Regions from separate parts of the Mus musculus genome. Here region 2 is linked to region 1. A link is a loop called in an ENCODE intact Hi-C map of the cell type or tissue named here. Cell type or tissue: left cerebral cortex. All regions are shown on one strand. Each heading gives the region's core, and the rest is flanking DNA. Links, peaks and the distances in the headings are about the cores only. Region 1 overlaps Usb1 (U6 snRNA biogenesis 1). Region 2 holds the start of Setd6 (SET domain containing 6).

Region 1 (11,237 bases), core at 1,056-9,055:
CACGGCAACTTCGTCCAACCCCAGGTCAGCCCTAGTGTCCTTAACTGGGGGAATTGGTATGCCACTTGAGAACCAGGGCAGAAGGCAGCACACTTTATCACCTCCCCACAGACTAGAGAAATGGTGTTTACCTTCCCTGAGGGTGGTCTTTCCTAGAGTTGACTCTCTGGATGCCTCCGACCCCTCTCACCTCTCAGAATCAGGAGACCTGGCAAAGGACCTTATGGCTGGTTTGAACCCACTCACCGGCTGAAGGAAAATAAAGCATACCCATTGCCTGGCCTACTAACAGCTCGAGGAAAGGAGATGGGGATTTAGAGAAGAGGTAGAGGCAGTCTCTCCCCTTCCCACTGGTGGACCTCTCTGTTGGGGGTCCCTCGCCGGGAAAACCAGCTGCTGAATTTTCTAATTAGAAATTTGATTTTGGGGCTGGTGAGATGGCTCAGTGGGTAAGAGCACCCGACTGCTCTTCCGAAGGTCCAGAGTTCAAATCCCAGCAACCACATGGTGGCTCACAACCATCTGTAACAAGATCTGACTCCCTCTTCTGGAGTGTCTGACAGCTACAGTGTACTTACATATAATAAATAAATCTTTAAAAAAAAAGAAAAAAAAAGAAATTTGATTTTGACAAATGTCTAGTGTCTGGTGAAAAACAGCCCCTTTTCTGTTCAGGTGTACTGCATCTGTTTGCCAAATTTATTCCCAACTTTTTTTTTTTTTTAAACTGAGTTTATGGGGCTAACTCGGAATAAGAAAAAAGAAAACCAATCTCACTCGAGTCGGCAAGATTTGAGAGACTATGATAAGTCAAATCTGATGCCCCCCCCCCATTGCCGGTTGTTCTAGCTGTAGGAAATGGATCCCACCCCCCCGTCCCTTTCCCCTCCCCACCTCAAAAAAGTTTTTCCCAGACAGTATTTCATTGTGTAGCCTTGCTGTCTTGGACTTCACTCTATAGACCAGGCTGCTCTCTGATTCACAGAGATCCACCTGCTTCGCCTCCCAGGATTAAAGCCGAATACCACACCCAGCAGCAGTGGAAATGGATCTTTATGTGAGAGATTCTTCAGAAAACTCTGGATTTCAAACCAGGTCTCTGGGTTCCCGGCCCAGGTCGACTTCACTGGAATCTGGAGCATTTTGTTTCCCATCTAGGTTTGCTTTCTTATTTGTAAGAGGAGGACCCAGATTCAGCGCTCTTAACCTTTGAGCCATCTCTCTAGCCCCCATTACCTGATTTTTTTTCCCCTATCAGTTTTAGAAGTATGTAGCTATGTGGTACACTCCCATTAGCTTTGCTGTCAGTAGCCCCTAGGATGAAAGGGTCATGGGAGAATAGGTGGCCTGTTTTTCAGACTTGGAGGCAGCTCAAAGGGACGGGAATGGGTTGGAGAGATGGCTCAGTGGTTAAGAGCATTTACCTATTCTTCAGAGGATGCAAGTTTGGTTCCAAGCACCCACATCAGGTAGGTCAGAATTACCCATGACTCTGGCTCTGGAAGAACATGACCCCCTCTTCTAGCCTCCACACATACCTGTGTAGATATGCACACCCCAAACCCATCCCTGATGGGGCTTGAAAGTGCAGAACACATTATGCCTCATTTCCCTACCTCCAGCCACCCTCCCATGCCTCAGACCACCCCATTTCTTTAATCCACAAAAACCTCTATGGTGGGGAAGGTTGGTTTGACACTCTTGCCTCTTCGTATTTGAGCACTTATCACTTCAGTGACTGGTACTGTGCCAGGCTGGCAAAACGGGACCCTTTCGGTCAACAGGACAGTCTTTCGGACTGTGGGTGCCAGGAGAAGGAAGAAATAAACAAACCACGTACTTTCCCTCTCTCTTGGAAACAGAGCTGGGGTGGTCTAAAGAGGCAGAGGAGAAGGCTTCGGTGCCAGATGGAAATCAGCCAGCCAGGCCTGGAGATGAGCATCTCACCTCCCTGCCCTGCAGGGAGCAGCTGAGGTTGCCAGAGCCAGATGTGTTGATTCTGTACTCTCCCAAGCGCGATCAAATCCTCATCAAGAACAGTTCTTCCCCGAACACCACCCACCTAGCGGTGGACAAGCCTGCTCTGGCCTTCCCTCTCCAGTTGTCTCTTGGGTTTCTGGAACACTTCTCCTCTTTTGGAAGGAAGCGCCCCGGCTGCTTCTGCCTTGTCAGCGCTCCACTCTGGAGGCACACTGCATGTCTGGGTGCCTGCCAAGCAAAGGCTGCCAGCCTCCTTAGGCACGGCTTACATGCCCATCCCCCCCCCCCCCCCCCCAGCACAGCTCAGACTTCCTTCCTCCATTACCACCTCCACTCTCTATTGAAGAGCTGCTTATTGATCTTGGCCCATTTCTCAAAGTGGCTGCACTTTAACTCCACTCGGCACAGACACAGACGACCTGCAGAGCCACATCCTCCCCCAGGGGAGCAGTCCTCAGCGGTTTGGACAAGTACAAGGGCCGGGGATTCTACTCCGCACACCTCCCGTTTCCCCTCTGATCACCCAGAGGGCCAGACCTGGGCTGTTCTATGGCCCAGTTCAGGGCCTGGCACAGAGCAGGTGTCAGTAATGTGACTTGGGAAGCTAGGGTTGCCATGGTGCCTGTAGGCTAGAGAACATGCCTAGCTTCTTCTCCAGTGTGATTTCTGATGCCACTGGCACCAAACAGCAGGTCAGCTGAAGCCAGTAGATTCAGGTGTGGTGGCATTCAGGGAACAAGGCATGAATGTGTTCTGTAAGGCTAGGGAAAAGGCAGGGTTGTGAGGACATGAGTCACAAAGTGGGAGCCAGAGCACAGGCCTGAGCAGAAGGTAAGGGAGGGGCTGGGCTGGGCTGTATCATGGTGGAAGCTGAGGCTAGGGTTGAGTCAGGTCCTGATGTTCTCATGTCCCCAAGCAAGCCACGTAACTGTTCTTCCATAGTAATTACCTCAACCCAGGTTGCTTTCCCCGGGCTCAGCTGTGAAGGCCCTAGGAAGGGCTTAGTACAGGTCATCTGGTATAAAGTCTAAGTGTTGTGTCGGAGGAGTGAGGATAGCATCTCCCTGGGACATGCTGAAACCCAGTGCCACTGGTGAAGTCCTACAAGACATGGCAACCCTATCTTCCTATTTTCTTGCGTAGGGGGATGTCTGTATATGTGTGTGCAGAGGTAGACATGCATGTGCACACGGCTGTGCACATGTGCAAGCCAGAGGGCAAGCCTAGGCGTTTGTTGTTCCTTGGGGCCATCCATGCTGTTATTTGAGACAGGGTCTCTCATTGGTTAGAGCTTGAGAAATAGATGGGGCTGGCTGTCAAGTAAGCCCAGGGTTCCTTCTGTCTTTCTGCCTCCCCAATGCAGAGATTACAAGTGTTTGGTACCACGGCAGCTTCTAAAGGATGGGCTCTAAGGACTGAACTCAGGGCCTGACACTTACAAAGCAAGAACATCACTACCTGAACTAGCTCTCCAGCTCCCACTTTTTAAAAACTTTATGGGTCTGGGTGTTTTGCCTGCAAGTATAAGTACCACATACATGCCTGGCACTGGAGAAGTATAAGTAAGTACCACATACATGCCTGGCACTGGAGAAGGCCTGAGAGGGGCTGGAGTCAGAATGGCTGCCACGTGGGCTCTGCCGCCATGAAGAGGCTGGAGAGAACTGTCTCCCGAGGGCTGTTCTCGGAACTCGTGTGCCTGCACACACACATACATATGCTAAAATAAACAAATACCTAAAAATCTTTGAAGTCGTAAGAGCCTCCCAAGAGCCCCTGGACTGTGAAACACAGCTGGAGGGGAGATCAGAGGCACCACTCACCTTTTAAAGTAGAAGTAGTTTAAAATAAGACACCACATTAAAAAGGCAGATTTTATTTGTTGAACATAATTTAAAACTGTAAAAAAATATTTCTTCATCCATCACTAGAAATCCCCATGACAACTAGAAAGGTTTGGCTCTTTGCCCTGGTAGGAGCTTGATGGAAAATAAATTCTCCAATGCCTCCCTGGCCCTCTCCCCACTTCCCACCCCCACTTTGAAAAATGCTCAGCAACAGGGGCAGGGGTGCTCTGGCTGGAGGGAAGATGCCTCTTTGCATCTCTGGGAAAGCTGATGGGGAAAGTAGGGGTCATGGGTGTTGGAGGCCTGGCCAGCAGCCATAGCCAAGCCAAAATGAAGCATCTGCTGGGCTCTCCCCAGGCACCTGGCTGGGTAAGTGGGAGGAAGGAATGAAGAAAACTGCTGCTGACCACAAATTAGCACCCTGTGCCCTGGCCCTGAAATGACCTCTCCTGGCACAGGACGGGATGAAGGGACGAGGTGATAAATAAAGGAGATTAAAGAGAGGCTGACAGACAACGGAAGCCCCAGTCTGACACAGGTGGGTCAGAACACAGGGATCTAAAAAAGTGGTTGACGGCCAAGGGCATCAATATAGATTACTGCAGTGGAGAGACCTCGGTGGGGACTGAGCGTGGGTGGGCTCCCCAGCCAGGCTCATTTGACTTTCCTAAGAAAGTGGAGGAAGAATTAGAGGTCCGGGCTGCCCTCTACTGGTGATTTCTGGAAATGAGCACATTACAGTAGCAGCCTACCAACCTAAGGACCAGGAGAGAGTGAGCAGCCCACTAGATCAGTACTAAGTGTGGGATTAGGACTCCTGGCTGGGGCATCCCACAGATGGCAGCAAGTTCCTCCATCTCAGTCGGCTTGTGGAGAGGCACGGGACAAGGCTCACTTCAAAGGCATGGAGAAGAATTTGTTCCCGGACTTGCAGCGGACCTGGTTGGCCAGCACACGTAACAGCATCTCAGAGTCTTCAAACTCATCCACGATTTCCTTCAGCCAGCAACAGGGAGATGACAGCTATGTTAAGGGGAGTCAGACCCAGAGCACCACAAACAAAAGCAGTCCAGTACACTGGGCAATTCTGAGAGGGTCCCTGGTCATGCAGAACTCCGGGCTTGGCAACCATCATCTTGTCTAATCATCTTACAATTGTATGAGGTGGGGCCTATTGCCTCAGCTTGCAGATGAGGACAGTGCCCTGGGGACAGTGACTACTGTGAAGCTTGGTTCGGTCTGGGCCGAGGCTCCTGGAGCTGGACATCAGAGCTCTTTGCTGTCTTCAGTATGATCAAGCTGAGGGGAAGGTACCCAGAGACTGATGGCCCATGGACTTTGACTTGTAAAATATTTTTCAAAAATCCTAATCAGTTGCTAACACAGAACATCAGAAGACTGTACATAAAAATCTGGATTTCTGGCTTCTCTTGAGAAAAACAGAAATGCTGTCAACAATGGGCCATACTACTGACTGCCTTCATGCACTGCCAGGGGAGGGCGTCAGCTGCCACACACTGCATGCAAATTCTCCTTCCAGGGCCCTGATAGTAAGGTCACCTGTTCCACACGCTGTCAAAATGTGGCCTGGCTTGGCATGGTGGCACAATGGTGGCTACCAGGTGGCCTGAAATCCCAGAACTCAGAGATAGTAGGAACACTGCAAGTTTGAGGCTTGCCTGCTCTACAGTGAGTTCTAGGCCAAGCTAGGAGGCACTGTGAGACCCTGTCTCAAAAACAGACCCACAGTGCAACAGGTTCTGAGGGCTGGAGGTTCTGTGCACCTGACATTCTTCTTCCATTTCCAACTGCCACACCCAAACCTCTGACCTCAGATAAATGGCTGAGGCTGAGGGGTGGGTTTCCAGTCTCCTCACAGGACAGGGTTGTAAGGCAGGGCACACGGAGCCATAGAGATTTTGCTAAAATGCACTTCTACTGCCTTAAGTCTAGGGTGGGGTCAGGGCACCTATTTCACTACTCAGCTCCTAGCTGCTGCTGCTGGGTCAAAGGGAGGGGGATGAGGGTCTCCTGCCTTGCCATTCTGTTTCCTACAGGTTTAGGTTTAAGTACCAATCCTTCCCTTTGTCATTTGTCCTCCCCATCATTTTTGGAGCTCAGTGCTCTGTGTCCCTGCTCTGGAAATTCACCTGTAGTTCCTGCAGGCACTGTCCCTCCAGCTGGAGACTAGCATCACCTACACACCAGGCCAGGCTGACATGAAATGAGGGGTCCTGGGGAAGAAAAGCTGGGAGTTAGGCCACCACTGGACGGCATGGCAGGCCCATCCCCCCACAGCGGGTCTATGACAGTCCTGTTGGGTCTACCAGTAGGATCCCTGGATGCCCCAGTGCTGAAGCCAAGTCCCCTGCCCACACAGACATAATAGCTGGTGCCTCTCCTCAGTACAGGGGTGTACCTGTCCCCCAAATACAACAGTGACAGCCTAAGAACAATGTAATGGTATTTGACGGTTCATGAGGGCACTGGGTGGCGCCCTTAGAAAAAAGATGTGGGGGGCAATGACTCAGAGGTTAAGAACAATGGCGGCTTTCCTAGGGCACAGAGGTTTGATCCCCAGCACCCACCTGATGGTTAACAAATCTCCTTAAAGAATGTAAGTACCACTGGTCCCAGGGGGGTCTCACACCCTCTAATGGCCTCCAAGGGCACTGCATGCACATGGTATACAGACAGAGGCCGACAAAACATCCATAAGTACAAAATTAATTAAAAATTAAATGGGGGGTATAGAGAGCTGTGTACTCTTTTCCATCCTCGAGGGAAGGACAGCGAGTGACAGCCAAAGCCTTCCTCAGAAACCAACTATGTAGTCACCTGAATCTTGGATTTCCAGCTTTCAGGTTTAAAGGCATGTGCTACCATGTCCGGCTATAACTCTATTTTCTGATCTAGAACATTCCAGCAGAGGCCATACTTTTCAGATTAAATGAACAAAACCCCAAAATGTCAACAATGTTGAAGAAACAATAATTATCTCTATTTAAGACTAACTGTATACCTGGGCATGGTTTTGAAAAACACATCGAATAGAATCAATGTTCTTTTACAGCTGTGACACTCAGCCTGGACTTTGAGTCCCAGGAGGGCATAGGGAAGGTACAGTGAGACTGAAAAGCTACAGCTGTAGAGTCATTTCTATGTGTTGGCAACAACTACTTAGGAAAGACAGGCTAAACAGATACTCTACAGAGAAGAAGCACAAATCACAAGATGGATGGGAGCTTTTTGAAATGGTGGACTTTGGGTAGACACCTCAAACTCCAATCCTGTGCTCTGGCACTCAGTGCTCCCTCCACACAGGGAAGTTCTGGAGGTCTCTTCAGTTGTCTCTGATGGGGCTTCTTTGAGGATGCTCTGTTCCAGGGCTAGCAGAGCAGCAGCCCTGTGGCAGAAACCGTAACCATCTTTGTTCCCTTACCTCAGCCCTGTGCATTACCTGGTAGAAAGTAGTAAGGTCAAATTCCTTCATGGCTCTGTCCACCTCTGAAACCAGGTCCAGGAACTGGGCATGCCCTGAACTGACCTCCAGCCCGATGAAGGTCCTGGGAAGAGGCAGTAGAGACAACAGGGGCACAAAATGCAGCGCATGAGAGCACAAACTATACAGGTTGGTGCAGGAAGTATCCAACAGGAAGCCTAAGATTTAGGTTGTGGCTCATCTCACCTTCCTGTGCATGTCTTTGCTGCTCCATGAACCAGCTCTTTCAACCCACTTTCCTTCTTGACTTAAAATATCCCTTTTACTAGGGGTCTCTTCTCATGTCTAGGAAACCTTGCAGGGTGGCCTTCATCTACCACTGCATACACCACCCTCTGCCCCCTCCCCTCTCTGGCTTAGCAATATCAGGCACGGTTGGTTCCCCACACCTGGACACCCTTCAGCTTATAAAGTCAGAGAGCCTACAATGAAGGAAGAGCGGGCCATTTCAGAGCAGCCGAGAGGCAGGGCTTGCTGAGTAAACTGGACAGGGAGGCCCTGGGGATAAAAATGCCACCTTACCTCACTTAATGCTTTAAGACTTGTAACTCCTCAAACTTCATTGGCTCATTTGCCATGAGGAAGCGGGAGACGGTACAGGAAGGAAGGTAACAGGACCTCATCTCTATGTCGGGGAGCTAGACAAGGACAGATCTCCGCCTTCACAGCCCACTCTGTACTAAGATAGTTCCTACATCTGTATTGCCCCTGAAACCCCTCAAGTTCTTCTCCTAGGTAGGTCTGGGTCTGGGAAGCGATGCCCGACAGATACAGATGAGAACAGAGCAGCCCCTCTCTCTCGGTAACAGATAATCTTCTTCTGCCGACTTAGGTCAGGGACCCACCTGGTTTTCTCTTGATTGGTGTAAATCTTTACCCTGTTGGCAGTAAAGAAGAACCTGAAATTTAAAGGAAGAAAGATATTTCAAAGAAAAAAAGAAAAGAAAAGAAATAAAACAACAGTTCATATTTTAAAACCCAGAACTTCCGCTGGGGATAGTGATGGATGTCTGCAGTCTTGTCCTCAGGAGGCCAAGACAGAAGATCTCAATTATAGTAAAAGTTTGTCAAGAACAAGCAAGCAAACAAGCAAACAAACAAAGCAAGCAGTCCTCTAAATCTCTCCCCCAAATAGCTTTTAAAAATATAATTAACTCATTTTACAATCAATATTGTTACCCTATGACTTGAGTGGAAAATTGTACTAAAATATCCTAACTAATTAACTAATCAAGACCCTAAGTCACCCTTACAGCATGTGGCTGTGTCCAGGTGCCAGCAAAAAGTTTGCTTTGTTGACAGCAGTTTAGGCCAAAAAACAACTTGAAGTCACCAAGTTTACTGGCTGCTAACTTCACCTATGTGCCGTAGAATGCTCTGCTGTGCATCTGAGAAAGACATTCATTGTGTGGGTGGTAACGGAAGTTGTTATGACCCTGTGAAGCAGGCCCAACAGTTATAGACAAGAAAATAGAAGCCTGGTGAGGCTGAAGTTGAGGCTCCATTTGATTGCAAAGCCCTGGCTCTCAGTCTACCCTTGGTGAAATGGGCCTGTTTGTAGAAACTAGGCAGAAGCCTCATCACTCAGGGACCAGAGGCAGCTGCCTGTTCTTGGTCATCTCAACTCAACAGACGCAGAGTGTGAGGCTGGCCCAGCTTCATGGGGACACTTGGCAGAAAATGGAGCAAAGACACCAACCCAGGTGATCCTCAGGTGAGCAGGGCAACGCTACAACTTAGACCACGGAGACTGATACTGCTTGTTTCCAGCACATAGCAAGGTGCCTGCCCTGTTAAAGAACTAGTTAGTACCCACAAGGAGGCCCAGGAGTGGCTTCTCCTTAGGAGTCCCTTTGTGAATTCTCACTCACTGGCTTCTCACCTTCATGCAGCATGCCTGCAGTGCACCTGCCGGTCTTGTTACCATGACAATGCTCTAATCACCCAACTTGAATGCTAGTTTGACCAGGAAACAGAGGGCTAATAAGATCAGGGCAGCATTCTCTAGAACCAAGGGAAAGGGCTTTTCTATTCTTTACTTACAAGGGGAGAGGATGAACAGAGCCAGGCTACCCAAGGTCATTCCCGTGGCAGCTGCTGAAACTATTAAACAACAAGGACAACCACCACCACCAGCGCCTGGGCACTGGCCCAGTGATTAGTGATTAGAGCACTTGTGTAACCACGCGGACTGGCATTCTGATACCAGGACCCATCTAACAAGTTGGGCATCCTGTGTACACCTGTCACCTCAGCTATAGGTGGGTCAGAGACAGGATTGCTGAGGCTTGCAGGCTTCCAAGCCTAGCCAAGAAAACACAAGCTCCTGATGTGGAAAAGGCCCTGCCTCGGAGGAACAGGCAAAGATTGATTGATACAAGACAGCTGATGCCTTCTTCTGGCCTCCAGAAGTACACAAAGGCGCAGACCCTCACACACATGTATGGACATGTGCTACCCTCCCCCCATACGCACACTTTAAAATGTGTTTAAAAATTTTTTGTGTGAGTGTTTTGCCTGCATGCATGACTGTGGGCTATAGGTATAGAGTGCATGTGGAGGCCAGAAGAAGCCTCAGGGCCTATGAGTTACAGTTTGAGTTGGGAACTGAACCCGGGTCTTCTGTAAGAATAGCCAGTGCTCTTAACTGCTGAGGCATCCCTCTCAAGTCCAATAAACATTTTTTAAAAGAGCCTGGAGGGTGGGGGAGATGGTCAGTGAGGAAAAGTAGTGCTGGACAAGTGTCATCAAAACTCCGGAAGCCATGTAAAAAAGCCGGACACAGTAACAGAAGCAGCTGTAATTCCAGTGCCTCCATCTGGAGACGGATCAGACATGGACTCCTCGGACTAGGTAATCCGAGACACACAGCAGAGAAACAGGAAGGGATTCTATGTCAAGCAATGTGGACGGTGAGGACCAACACCTGACTTCTACATGCATGCTGTGGTACGTATGTACCTGTATTCACATATAGGACAATGCATATACACACATACTGATGGCCCCCTTGTCACTGAGAGAAGGAAGCCAACCTTGGGGACGAGACAGCATGACTCAGTGACATCTCCTGGTTACTCCCATCGACTCATGCATGAAGCTAGGGCTATCTCTGGACCAATCTAGGCCGGGTTCCAGCACCTGTGACAGTCCTGATGCTATGCAGCTGGCTCAGTAAACGGGACAGTGGCAGTCACAGCGGGCGACACTGAGGTGAGCGTTAGTCCTCGCTTTCTCACCAACTGACTGCCCTGGAGCAAACTCTTTCCTCCTCAACCAAATGAGGAGTTTTTCCGTTTGGAAAAGCCACACTCAGGAATCTGAGCCTCGGGCCCCTAAGCAGCGGGGTTAGGGCTTCACTAGAAGCTTCTGCTTCCACCCGTCTCAGGCCTTCACAGGGGTGTCTATGAAGAAAGACTCCGCGCACATGAGTAAAGAGACGGCTCAGTGGGAAAGAGCACTGGCGGCTTTGGCAGAGGACGGGGGTTCAGTTCTCAGCATCTACACAGTGGCCCACAACCTTCCAGACCTCTGATGTTCTCTTGTGACCTCCACCAGTACAGGCACATTCATATATGCAGGCAAAACACTCATAACATAAAATTAAAACAATATTTTAAAAAAGATTCCATGGTGGTTTGAACAGGTTTGGTTCCCATAGACTCAGGTGTGTAATTGCTTGGCTCATAGGGAGTGGCACTACTAGGAGGTATGGCTTTGTTGGAGGAAGGGTGTCACTGTGGGGGAAGGCTTTGAAGTCTGCTATGCTTAAGCTACACCCAGGGTGACAGTCTCCTTCTGGGGCCTGTGGATAAGAGGGTAGAACTCTCAGCTCCTCTAGCGCCACATCTGCCTGGACGCTCCCATGCCTCCCACCGTGACTGGAACTGTAAGGCAGCCCTAAGGAA
Region 2 (11,237 bases), core at 1,132-9,131, 370 kb before region 1:
TGTTTCGAAGAAGCCGTTTCCATGATTCTTGGAGCTTGGGGATATCTGTGATTGCCAAACTGTCGTCTTCTGTCTCCTCCTCTCCCCATCCAGCCCGCTCTTTATAGTCTCTGAACTCCTCAGCAGGCATGCACAGTACCTACAAGAAATATGGGCCCTTTAGTTGCAATGTGCTACTGTGAGTTTCAAGACAACCATACCACTGTAGAAAGTTAGGTCCCTCCCCTTTCTTTGGTTTTATTCTAAATACCAGCAACCCATACCCTGTCAGTCCTGTACCTTCAGTGTGGTGGCTAGCTCCTCTTCAGTCAGCACCTCCTCACAACCTATCACAAAGGCTCCCTCTTCCCCTACCATCTCCTGTTTGCACAGGAAATCCCAGCGTTCACACACGAGCAGCTTTTCAGTTTCATCCTTTGTTCCTATAAAGTAATGGACGGAGAGAGCCGACATCAACCCCAGCAAGACAAGTGCAGTCAAGAGGTATACAGAACCTGGGATGGGCAGACGCACCCTGCAGTGCAGCATCTCGGACTGTCACCATCTGAATGTCAGCCGTGTCGTCTGTGTTGTTAGGATAGGGCTCAGCAAAACCATACATATGAATCAGTTGCCAGTTAGCCATTTGCCCATATGTGTTGAAGATTTCATGACCTTCAAGAATGGGCTGAGTAGCCACCATCCGGAGATAATCCTGGGTTAAAAGGATAAAGCTGGGACCACACCATAGCCCCCACCAGACCACTTCTCTCTTGGAAGAGCCTACTGAATGTGCGCTGAGGACACAGACCATTTGTCTACTGTTCAGTCCTGTATACTGAGGGGGTGAAACCAACTTTAGAGGTCAATTTAGTATATTAGGTGTATCTGCCTAGTTACCTACACAAGCTTTAAGAAAACCAAGCCTAGGCCTGGTGATAAACACTCAGTGCTCAGGAGACAAAACTCTTGAGTCTTGGGCTAGCTATATATATATATATATATATATATATACACATACACATACATACATACATACATACATACATACATACACACACATACATACACACCTGTCTCAAAAACAGAACAAGTTAATCCTCATGTCAAAATAGCAACGGAGGTAAAGAATAAGTGAAAGTCACATCTGCTTACACTGGAGAGCAAAGTTTGACATGTATAGACGAAAACTGGAAGCTATGGGCCTGGAACCTTGGATCCTGCCTCAGCCTCCTAAGATTACAGGTGTTAAGACGCTGCCAATATTTACATTACATAGACGTCTGTCTGCTCAAGTTTTCCTACAGAATCAACACTAAAGTGGGGCCTTTCTTACTATGCCTCTGGCCCATAAACATCCCACCTCCTAATAGCACTGAACTGCTGTTAATGCTCTCCACAGGGCCTGAGGTGACTTGGCAGAGCAGGCAGCTATTCTGGTGGACTTAGGGTGTGTCCACACCATCTCAGTTGATATCAAAAGTACACCGGAGAGTAGCTAGTCTCACCGCATTTTCACGATTAGTAGGAAACTGGAGCCCAGTGATTTGATTTGTAATGCACACCACCTGACCAGGGATAGGGGTCCACTCACTGCCGAGTACTCTAGATTGGCATTATGATTGGCTATGTGGTTTAGTATGTCTGCAGCAGGCACCATCAAGGGTGAGTTGGGCTCCTTTTCATCATCATCTTCCTCCAGCGGTTCTTGAAAGCTGCCGCAGAGAGAACTCAGCTAAGGCCCAGTCTCGGGTGAGGGACCTGGAGTTCACTGTTCTTTCCCACCTTCCCTCTCAAAGATGAGGGTCTGCTCCTCTAGGCTTTAATCACTGACCTATAAGCCATCACGAGGGCCACGAGCTGCTGATAGAGTTCCAGGGAGCGAACAGAGGGGCTGAAGAGATCCGAGTGAGCCTCCATGAAGGGCAGGACGATGGAATAGTATTCGCTACGGATGTTCACCAAATCCTTCTCCACGGCTTCGGGGACACCTGTACCCTTTAGGAGTCGCAACCGCTCTTCCTCCGGCCTGCAAGGACAGCCCACCCGGAGCCCTTCGCAGCCTTCTCATGCAGCAGGTGCCCAGTCCCAGAGCAAAGAAACTGCAACAGGTTCTTCCCGGCCCTTCCCTCGGCTCTCACCAAAACATGGGATGCTCCAAACGCCCCAGCTCTGGCCAGAGCGCGAAGTAAGGGCTCCAGGGTGATGCTGGGGCCTGGAGCTCGTGGAGCAGCGCCAGCAGCAGCGGCACCCACCCAGACAGGCTCTGCAGCGCGCCTCGCTCTAGGGAAGACACCAGGTGAACGTCCAAGCGCCACTCCCTTGCCAGCCTCCGAGCTGGTCCCCCTGCCCCTTCCTTACCCACCTCGCTCCAGCAGGCCGCTGATGGAACAGGTGTGGGGGGACAGAAGCGCGGACCGCGGCACTGCGAAAAGGAGCTCCCCGGCCCGCACGCTCTCCCGCGCCACCATGCCATAGCCGGCCACCGTGCCCTGCCGGCTCACCGTCACCTTAGGACTCAGCTCCAGCCCCACTCGCCTGCACCAGCGCAGGAAGCCGGCCACCGCGTCGCCCTCGGGCTCGCCGCCGCTGGACCCCGCAGGGAGCGGCAGGGGCGCGCGGGCAGCTCTCGGGGAGGGACAGGGCGCGACGAGGGGCGACCCGCCACTTACCCGCGCGCGCTTGGCGGGGGCCGCCATGCTGCGAGCAGCCGGGTCCTCACTGCGCTTCCGGGGCGGAGCTGGGCGTTTCTACTAAACCGCTCCGGTTTAGGAATCGCGCGTGCGCGTGCGCACCGGCCTCCACCCTAGTTCTGGCCGTGTCCCGGAGAGCGGCGTGCAGGGACAAAACAGTTTCTTCCTCTGTGGAGGCTGGGCTAGTATGCCGTAGTGACCGACTGATGGTTAGTGATTAACCATCATTTCACTGACTGATTGATTAGTCCGTTTACACCTGGGTTTGAAGTGGCCTTAAGGGTTTCCACATTACACACACACATACGCACGAGACAGACAGACAGACGAGAGACAGAGACAGAGAGGAGAGAGAAGAGAAAAGAGAGAGAAGAGAGAGACAGAGAGAGAAGACAGAGAGAGACAGAGAGAGACGCTGGAAGTAATATAAGGTGAATGAATGATAGCACAAACGGTAACATGGAGAATTCAGTAGTTTAGTTTCAGTACCTGGAAGGTTGAGGGGGGTTTGTGGTTTACTGGGAGTTTCTGGCAAGCCAGACAACAGAGTGACACCATGTCCCAAAACAACTAAAACCAAGCAAATAGTGTTGTGCCCTTGCTTTGAAGCGGTCTTTCTTGCTGGCTAAACTTTCTGCTCAGCTGTGAAATAGAGTTAGTATCAGGACTGGTAAAATTATATCTCAGTCAGAGTATATAGCCGCTTGGTAGAACCTTGACCATCATGTATAAACACCCTGGTTCAATCTCTTATCACCCTAAGAGGAAAAAAAAAATTAAGCAGGGTGGCCTACATAATTCTAACACCCATGACGCTGAAGTAGGATTGCTGAGTATTCAAGACCAGCCTGGGCTACAGAAAGATTGCTCAACCCTCCCCCAACCAAATGTGTCTAACAGGCACTATCCTCCAACTATCAGCGCCCTGGGGCAGCCAGGCAGCCTAAACAGTTGAGCCTTCCCTGTGATAGGAAACACGACACACGTAGACTTAATTTCTTTATTAGTTTTTCTGCACAGTTAACTTTCTATATCAAGGATTTTTGTTTTGCATTTTGTAATCTCAAAGTCTCTTTATCAGCCACCAAACAGAATACACAAAATTAGGCTCTTAACTTTGTACAGAGAGGAAAATAATGAACTCCATTAAAAGTTCATCTTGACCAAAGAGAAGACAACTACCAATGGGAAACCACATACAGGAAGGAGGACCTGATATACATACATATATATATATATATAATGTATAGGTATTTATAGATATCTTAAGAACACAGCAAAAAGATGTCCAATACTTGGAGTGCTATCTACAGTAAGGGATTAGTTCTACCACCTCTAAACAGTCACATTCAGTATTCACGGAAGCACGTGAGTGAACTGAACCGGGGATAGGAAACACTCCACTGGACTCCAGAGCAGTCTAGAAATGGCTTACAGTTACAGAAAGGGGCGGCATGTGCCACAGATAAATGGATGTGGGTGTCCTCTTGCCTCAGAACACCCATACAATACCACATACATCATCCCCACTCCCCATATACACACTTAGTGCTTTCTCTCCTCTCTGGGGATGAGAGCAGATGAAACCAATGGCCAGGCTGTGAGCGCCTACTTGGTGAGATGGCGGGCATAGTTGTGGGCTGTAGGAGGCATGGAACCTTTGTTTGAGGATGGCCCATTTCCCACCCAAGGGCCAGGCAATCTCCAGCCCCTCCAGCAAGCAGAGGTCATTGTATCTTCCCATCTGTGTCTTTCTAACAAGCTCACTTCTCAAGTATTGTCTGTGACACACTGGCCCAAGTTGACCAGGGCACTGTGACAAATACTTGGTGAAATCTGGGACAAGAGGGACCTACAGTACCTGCCAGCTTCCAAAGGGATGGGTAATCATGAAGTTCTCAGGGGCTACACACAGCATACACAGCAATCAACATTTTAACCTCTGCCAACAGGGACAAGAGACCAGGTGACCTTTGCCTCAGGGTGGGACAAGGCCCTGTGGTGGCAGGGTATGGGGGTTCCTGCCCCCATGTCAGGGTTCTCCATATTCTTCAGCCTGGCTGGCCTTACACCACCTGTCCTGCCCAGAGAGCACCAGGAAAATGGCTGTCTGTCTAGAGCGCCCTCTTGTGGCTACCATCCTCATGACTGTCACTTCTACTATTAGAATAGGTGTGCTTGATGCAAGGGTTACAGGAAAGGGACACTCTTAAGGTCCAAGGCTGCCCACTGGTCTGACTCCCACTCACATCAGAGCTTTAGCTCACTACCCACCATCTTCAAACCTCACATCTGCCAGATCCAGGGGCTGGGCTGGGCTTTCTTCAGTACTGTATCTAACTATCCTGGCCACGCCCCAGCTGGGCAGAGGGGAGGGGCCACACTGAGTGAGACAGGAGTGTGTAAGGCGAGCCCCTCACACCATCTAAGACTGTTGTGCTGTGCTGTCCCAAGGTGGATCCCCTCATTTCTTTTTAAATAAAAGAGAAGTAACCCCATTTCCTCCCCTTCACTCTCACAAAAATAAAACTAAAGGGAAGATGAGCCGGTGCAGAGATGGCAGTGGGACCTGGGGGCAGGTAAGCGGGCATCATGGGCAGGACGAGGGCTTCAGCAGGACACCTCCATGGTGTGGTTGACCTGGCCCATCCCCTCACTGCTGTCTGAGTGGGCGCAGGGCTGAGGGCGGCTGCCGTCCACGGAACTGGCGCTGGTGAGGGACGCGGTACGTGAGCGTGCGAGGCGGGTCATGCTGGCTGAGGGCACTATGGACAAGAACAGAGGGTCCTGAGGACAGGCAAGGTGGGTACCGGCCGGTGGGAAAAAAAAAACAACACAAGCAAAGCGGCCAGTGACACCCAGTCTTGCCACACGCAGAGGATTCTGGCACTGGCTATACCAGGCCAAGGCATGCAGGACCAGTCAGCAACGGTGAGCAGGCCAGGCTAATGGGCTACAGCCAGCAGGTGCCTAGGTCCCAGCAGCTACCCAGAGCTATGTATGGTCAGAGCAGGGCAGGTGCTTATAGGCACCCTGACCTGGGATAGAGAGACGCTCTGTGGCCAACTAGACCTGCATCCAAAAAGTGACAGGGGTGGGGTAGCGTGGGTGGAGGGGGGGCAGGATTGCTTCTGTGAAGGCAATCAGCCACAGACTGCCTGAATCTTGCTTCTACTACTGTAGGTAAGGCCAGTCCACCTAGAGGCTGGGCAGGGGGCAGACAATGTCTGCAAGGCAAACCTAGCACTGTTGTGTTTGCAGGCTCTGCTTCTAACTCCCAAAGCTCTGGAAGCCCCACAGCCCACGGCAACCTAGAAACAAGACGGCTGCTCTGAGACCAGCCAGTGTGTCAGGTCCCACACGGGACGGAGCCCTCAGCAGACCAGGGTCTGTGGAAGAGCAGGGATCCTCCGGGGCTTTGAGCTGAGCATAACACAAGAAGGTTCCACACCACAGCAAGACATAGTGCAGCTGCAGCACTGCAGAGGAGCGGGGCGGGTTAGGGCGGGGCAGGGAGGGGCGGGGTGTCCATGCATCAGCAGACAGGCCATGGGCTATAGGCCATAGGCCATGGACTACCTGCTCCTCCACTCAGCCTTCGGTCCTTCAAGTGTGCAACTGAGAGAGAAGACAGCCAGAGAGGGCAAGGGTGGGGGAGACACAGAACACGGTGAAGAGTGGACCAGGCCCAGGGCACCGAGATGGGCCGAGATGGGACAGACAGACCAGAGAGGGCTAGCCTGGGGAAGCCCGCTGCTGCAACCCATCCAAACAGCAGCAAGGAAGCTGTCTGGGAATTCTCACTCTCCCTCTTCTGCAGCCCAGGCTGTGTGGCTCAGGCCCACGGAGGCCACGTCCTAGGCTAGTGCCCTTACCCCTCACTCTTCCAGACTGAGGAGGCCTGCACAACCTCCCAAAGCCCCTCTGACTCCTGGGATGCCTGGCGTAGTTCCCTTGAAGCCCAAGGACAAGGACACAACCGTTTCCTGGCTTCACAGATGTCTACCAAGCTCCAAGAGCTCATGGGGCCTAGCATGGCGTTCTGGTTGGTCCTCCCTGCCTACGTGTACCTCTCTTTGCTCTACCTCTCCCTGAAAGGCTGGCAGGGTGGAAGGATATCCTAGTTGCTGTCCTGAGGAGGTGCAAGCCCCAGAGGCTAAAGTATTTAGTAGGGGGTGGGAGGGCACCAAAGTGAGGGAGAGCAGTTTGCATCCTGGGAGTTGTATGTTGGAAAGAGGGAAACCGGAGGTCCAGGAGGCATACAGGAGCCATTGGAATCGTGGGGGAGGGGGGTGGGGTGCATAGGCTGAGTCTCATCACTGTTACCTGGGGGATGTTCCAGGAAGGATGGGGACCGAAAGCTGGTTTAGTCCTTGTTCCTGGAGGAGCCTCAGGCTCCCTTCCGGATGTGCAAATACTCAGATGGTCCCCCTTCCCTTCTCTGGTCCCAGACTCCATGGGCTTGAGTGCTAACCTTCTACTGTGACAAAGGGCCTTTGAAGTGCCATAGGGTGTGGGTGACTCATCTGAAACAAGCTTCCCTAACAGGCCCCAGCCTAGGTACTGGACCCTCAAGGGCTGGAGGAGGAGTCCGTTCCCAAACAGGCCCCCCACACTGGGCTCAGAATAGTGCCTAAGGCTCCACCCAGGCAGAGAAGCTGGCTGGGCCTGGGACACACACCTTACGGGTGTTTGCAGAGGCTGGGGTCCAGGTGACAAAGAATGCACTCACCCAGACTCCTCAGTACATGGGTAATGTGTTCCTAGCCCTTGCCCGGGGTGGGGGAGGTGTACTTACTGTAGCCCATGCCTTGCAGGAAGTACTTGAAGGCCTCAGTCAGCTTCCCTGGCTGCAATCAGATGGACAGAAGAGGCTTTGACTGACTCCCTGAACTAGTGGGGAGGGTGGGGAGCCCGACCCCCCCACCCCCCACCCCCACTAATAGACACAAAAGCAGGCCCAAGAGTCTTACTTGTGTCACCTGAGGAAGACCACCAGAATCTGCCATCTGAAAGGACCAGAGCAGGGTGAGCCGAGCAGCCCCTTCCCAACACCTCAACAGACACCCGCTCCTGATGCCACCTGCTCCTGATGCCACCCGCTCCTGATGCCACCTGCTCCTGATGCCACCCGCTCCTAATGCCACCCGCTCCAACAGACCCCTCCCTGCAGCCGAGTATAGGGTGGGGAGGAGGGGGAGGGGGAGGGGGAGGGGGGGAGGGTGTCTGACCTTCAGGAAGGTCGTAGTGGTTGGGTCCAGTTTGGAGTTACACTCAACCTGGGAACAAGGAGCCAGCTGCAGCAATACCCCCACTCCACTGCTTAGGCAGGTTCTGTGCCCAGAGCAGGGAGGGAAGTACAGGCCCTAGGGCTCCCCCCCCCCCAGGCTTTTTCCTGCTAGGGCTTCCTGAGTCCCTGGAGGCCCATTGGTCTGAGGGCCCTGGAACTGTAGTCACAGCTGCAAGTAGGACAGGAGTTTAACCCAGAAAGCCAGGGTCACTCTAGCAGGATGGACCAAAAGATCCAGACAGTGGGGTCCAGGGATGCCAAGGGACAGGAGGCAACACCAGGGGCCCAGCCTGGATCAAGATGGCTAGTGTAGCCTACATCTGCTCTCACAGCCTTCCTTTTCTGAGCACCCCTGGGCTCAGAGGCCCCTACCCTGAGGTTTTCTGCTGTCGGGTCTCCAATGGGAGTGGTGACATGCACTGCCCCAAAGCGAGCGCCTGGGCGGCTCCAAGACGAGTACTGATGTCCAGGAGTTACTTATGGGTCCACTTTAGGAAGAAATGGACCTTGGGCTCTAAACTAGAAGTGCAGGGGAGAGACCACTAGGCAGCCAGGCCCTAGCCTTAGCTCCATCCACTCTGCAGACCTCTTCACCTGTATGATGGGAGCGGTCAGGCCCCAATGCTCTGGGAAAAGCATCATTCAGGGCCTGCCCCGGGCTCTAACCTCCCTCCCCTGGCCAGGACGGTCACACTCACCACCCCTTCCTCAGCAGGTGCATTATCTCCGACTACCAGCATCACTGGGCAGCTAGGAGACAGAGGATAAGGGTCATCTGGCCTGGGTTTGGGGCAAAGGCAGGGACTGGCTGGAGGGCAAGAGTCACTCACCGGAGTGTCTTGGCATTGGGCACCGTCCCAGGTCGGTTAATATCAAGGTCTCTGCGGCTGGGAGGAGTGGAGGAAGAGGGCAAAGGTAAAGAGGGTATCCCAACACTGCCCACTGGTCCTGAGCTTGCTCTGCTCACACAAGGCTGTTTGGATCCTCCCTATCCTGATTCTCTTCAGAACCCCCAGGCTGCGCCTGGTATGTGGCATTTCTGTACATCCCTGCTCTGGGACCACACATATGACCACCCTTACTAAATACTCGCACCAGGGTCTCGCCCTTACTTGTAGTTCTCCAGCAGGAACTTCCTCACTACAAGTTTACAAAAGCAACGATACAGCAGGGCGGGCTACCCTTGCAGAAGAGCTTCCAAGGGCTCCCACAAAGCACTGTGGGGACCCCGCAGCCTTATCTGACCTTCCATTGTACAGGACTGAGCACCCTGTCCTGCGGTGGGGATCAAGGGTGTTGCTGGCATTCCCTCCACCCAGCAAAGGAGATGAGCAAGAACCCCAGAGACCAGACTCCATGGCCCTGTGCCCCCTCAGCTCTCAGACTTCAAAACCAGCTCATCTACAAGCTGAGGGAATGGCGCTGCCTGCCCTGCACCCGCCCATGGGGGATGGGGACACCCGCACCTGTTGTACATGTTCCAGAAGAGCTGCAGGTTGGCCTGGTTCACCACGTTTGAGATCTGCTGCCGGTAGCTCTGCACCAGCTCCGTGTTGTTCACCAGCTCCTCCTGGGGGCACACACAGGCAGAAGGGCTGTGAGAGGGTATGTGGGAGGAACCTGGTCCCATTCCCAGCAGGAGTGGTCTCAAAGGCAGAGGAGGTGCCTCAGGCACCCCACAGGCCACCTCAGAGGGGCACTATGACCCAGCCCTGCCTGACCTGCCCATACTGGCTGAGCCCCAGCCTGTAGTCCGTCCCCCCCCCCAAACACACACTCCCGAGGACACCCCACATGCAGTCTGATCCGCCCGGCTTACCTGGCTGAAGAGATGGGAGAGTACAGTGTCTGGTAAAGTGCTGGTCAAGCCAGAGAGCTGCAGGAGGGAGGGAAAGCCCGAGTGAGACCTGGCTCAGCTCACCACCATCAGGGTCCAGCCATGAGGGCCTGGTGCTCACCTTGGTGGCAGCCCAGTCAATCCAGCCTTTGCCGTTGGGGTCAATGTTCATCAACACCAGCCCCTCCACCAGGTCAGGGAAGATGAGCTACAGGGTGAGGAGCAAGGGAAATTAGGCATTCTAACGCTTGCGTGGTGAGATCTTCAAGGTATCACCAGGGGGTTAACAGCATAGCTTGGTCTGTATAGGAAATCTAATGCCAGGGGCCCCGTGGATGCTCCTCTCTGCTCACACCTAAAACTTCCCTGATTTAGGTGGAATCCATGGTTACTGCAGCTTTTTACCTTTCTTTTCTTTTTTTCAGAGCTGAGGACCGAACCTAGGGTCTCGTGCTTGCTAGGCAAGCGCTCTACCACTAAACTAAACCCCCAACCCCGCTTTTTACCTTTCTAATACATGTGTGTATTTGCATATGTGCCTGTGGTTCTGGGGTTGGCACCCAGAGCCCTACCACATGTCCCAGGCAAACGCTCATTCATGAGGCCATGATTATGTTGTTTTTGAAGGTGTTTCAAACTGAGTAATGAATATCATTAAAGCTTGTTAATTTCTTACATTCGTGTGTGTGTGTGTGTGTGTGTAAAAGGAAGCAAGACTCTAGTGGAAATTGGTCCTCTCCTTCCACCACATGGGTTCAGAGGATCAAATTCAGGTTGGCAGGCTTGGTGGCAAGCCCCTCTACCTGCTGAGCCAGCTTGCCAGCCCCACCTTAAAACTGCTCTTTCCTTCCTAGCTCTTCACGGCTGTGGAAGCTCAGAAACCTGTCTTTCAAAGCCAGTCTGTGCTGCCTGGGACAGAGACCTGAGTGTTCTGTTCAACTGTCCGCCTGTGTGGAGAACAGGAGACGCGCACACACCGGGGACACGCACATACATAAAGGCCTGCAGCCGGTCTGCAGAACCTGGAGTAGTCTACAGCTAACAAAATGACTATGCTGGATCAGAACCGAAAGGTGGGACTTCTTCTTTCTCCACAATAAATGTTTGGACCCCGAAACAGTTTCTGGTTTTGGAGATGAAGGCTTCCCCGCCTAGCCTGTTATTTCTGAAATGTGGTGTCTCTTCAAACCTCAGAACCGGAATGTAAGTGTAATGTTTGGTTAAAAGGCCATTAGTATCCATATGGCGCTGCATCCGCTGGGGACAACCTCTGTTGGTGGACAGAGTGACCAGTTACAGATTGTCACTAACAGGAATCTGGCTCTGGACAACAGTGAAGCCGGCGGTAGCTCCAGTCCTCTGAAGCAATGCACGGGGAAGGAACCGCCTTTCCTGTTTTATTCTAATATTCATTTATGATTAGTGTGGGAAGCGTGTC

The links. Hi-C counts contacts between places; a loop is a spot of excess contacts. Peaks named below come from ENCODE experiments on the same cell type or tissue, not always from the same donor. Only the 100,000 strongest peaks of a DNase experiment are listed, where the experiment ranks them.
Region 2: a loop joins it to region 1, with 3 times the contacts of the local background. A loop is called at or near these places in 3 of 42 quality-filtered maps.

Annotation. Positions count from the first base shown.
Region 1 is chr8:95,340,113-95,351,349 of GRCm38, reverse strand. It overlaps Usb1 (U6 snRNA biogenesis 1), which reads right to left. Exons shown (of 7, transcript NM_133954.2): 4 at 8,175-8,228; 5 at 7,288-7,393; 6 at 5,978-6,061; 7 at 3,837-4,823. The coding sequence ends at 4,719. Among named protein-coding and RNA genes, the nearest start is that of Mmp15, 6.6 kb to the left of the region's middle. In left cerebral cortex, for the core only: CTCF peaks have their summits at 2,086, 4,539 (motif pointing left) and 6,481; DNase peaks (open chromatin) are centred at 2,175, 4,016 and 4,531; H3K27ac peaks cover 1,075 bases.
Region 2 is chr8:95,707,378-95,718,614 of GRCm38, reverse strand. Ndrg4 (N-myc downstream regulated gene 4) reads right to left here. Exons shown (of 17, transcript NM_001372423.1): 8 at 9,921-10,007; 9 at 9,782-9,838; 10 at 9,429-9,532; 11 at 8,793-8,849; 12 at 8,661-8,712; 13 at 7,904-7,951; 14 at 7,646-7,681; 15 at 7,471-7,522; 16 at 6,252-6,290; 17 at 3,659-5,437. The coding sequence ends at 5,283. Setd6 (SET domain containing 6) reads right to left here and starts at 2,702. Exons shown (of 7, transcript NM_001035123.4): 1 at 2,345-2,702; 2 at 2,121-2,262; 3 at 1,814-2,008; 4 at 1,574-1,694; 5 at 514-694; 6 at 280-422; 7 at 1-139. The coding sequence starts at 2,678. In left cerebral cortex, for the core only: a CTCF peak has its summit at 4,795 (motif pointing left); DNase peaks (open chromatin) are centred at 4,142, 4,878, 5,510, 7,368 and 5 more places; H3K4me3 peaks cover 2,035 bases; H3K27ac peaks cover 1,659 bases.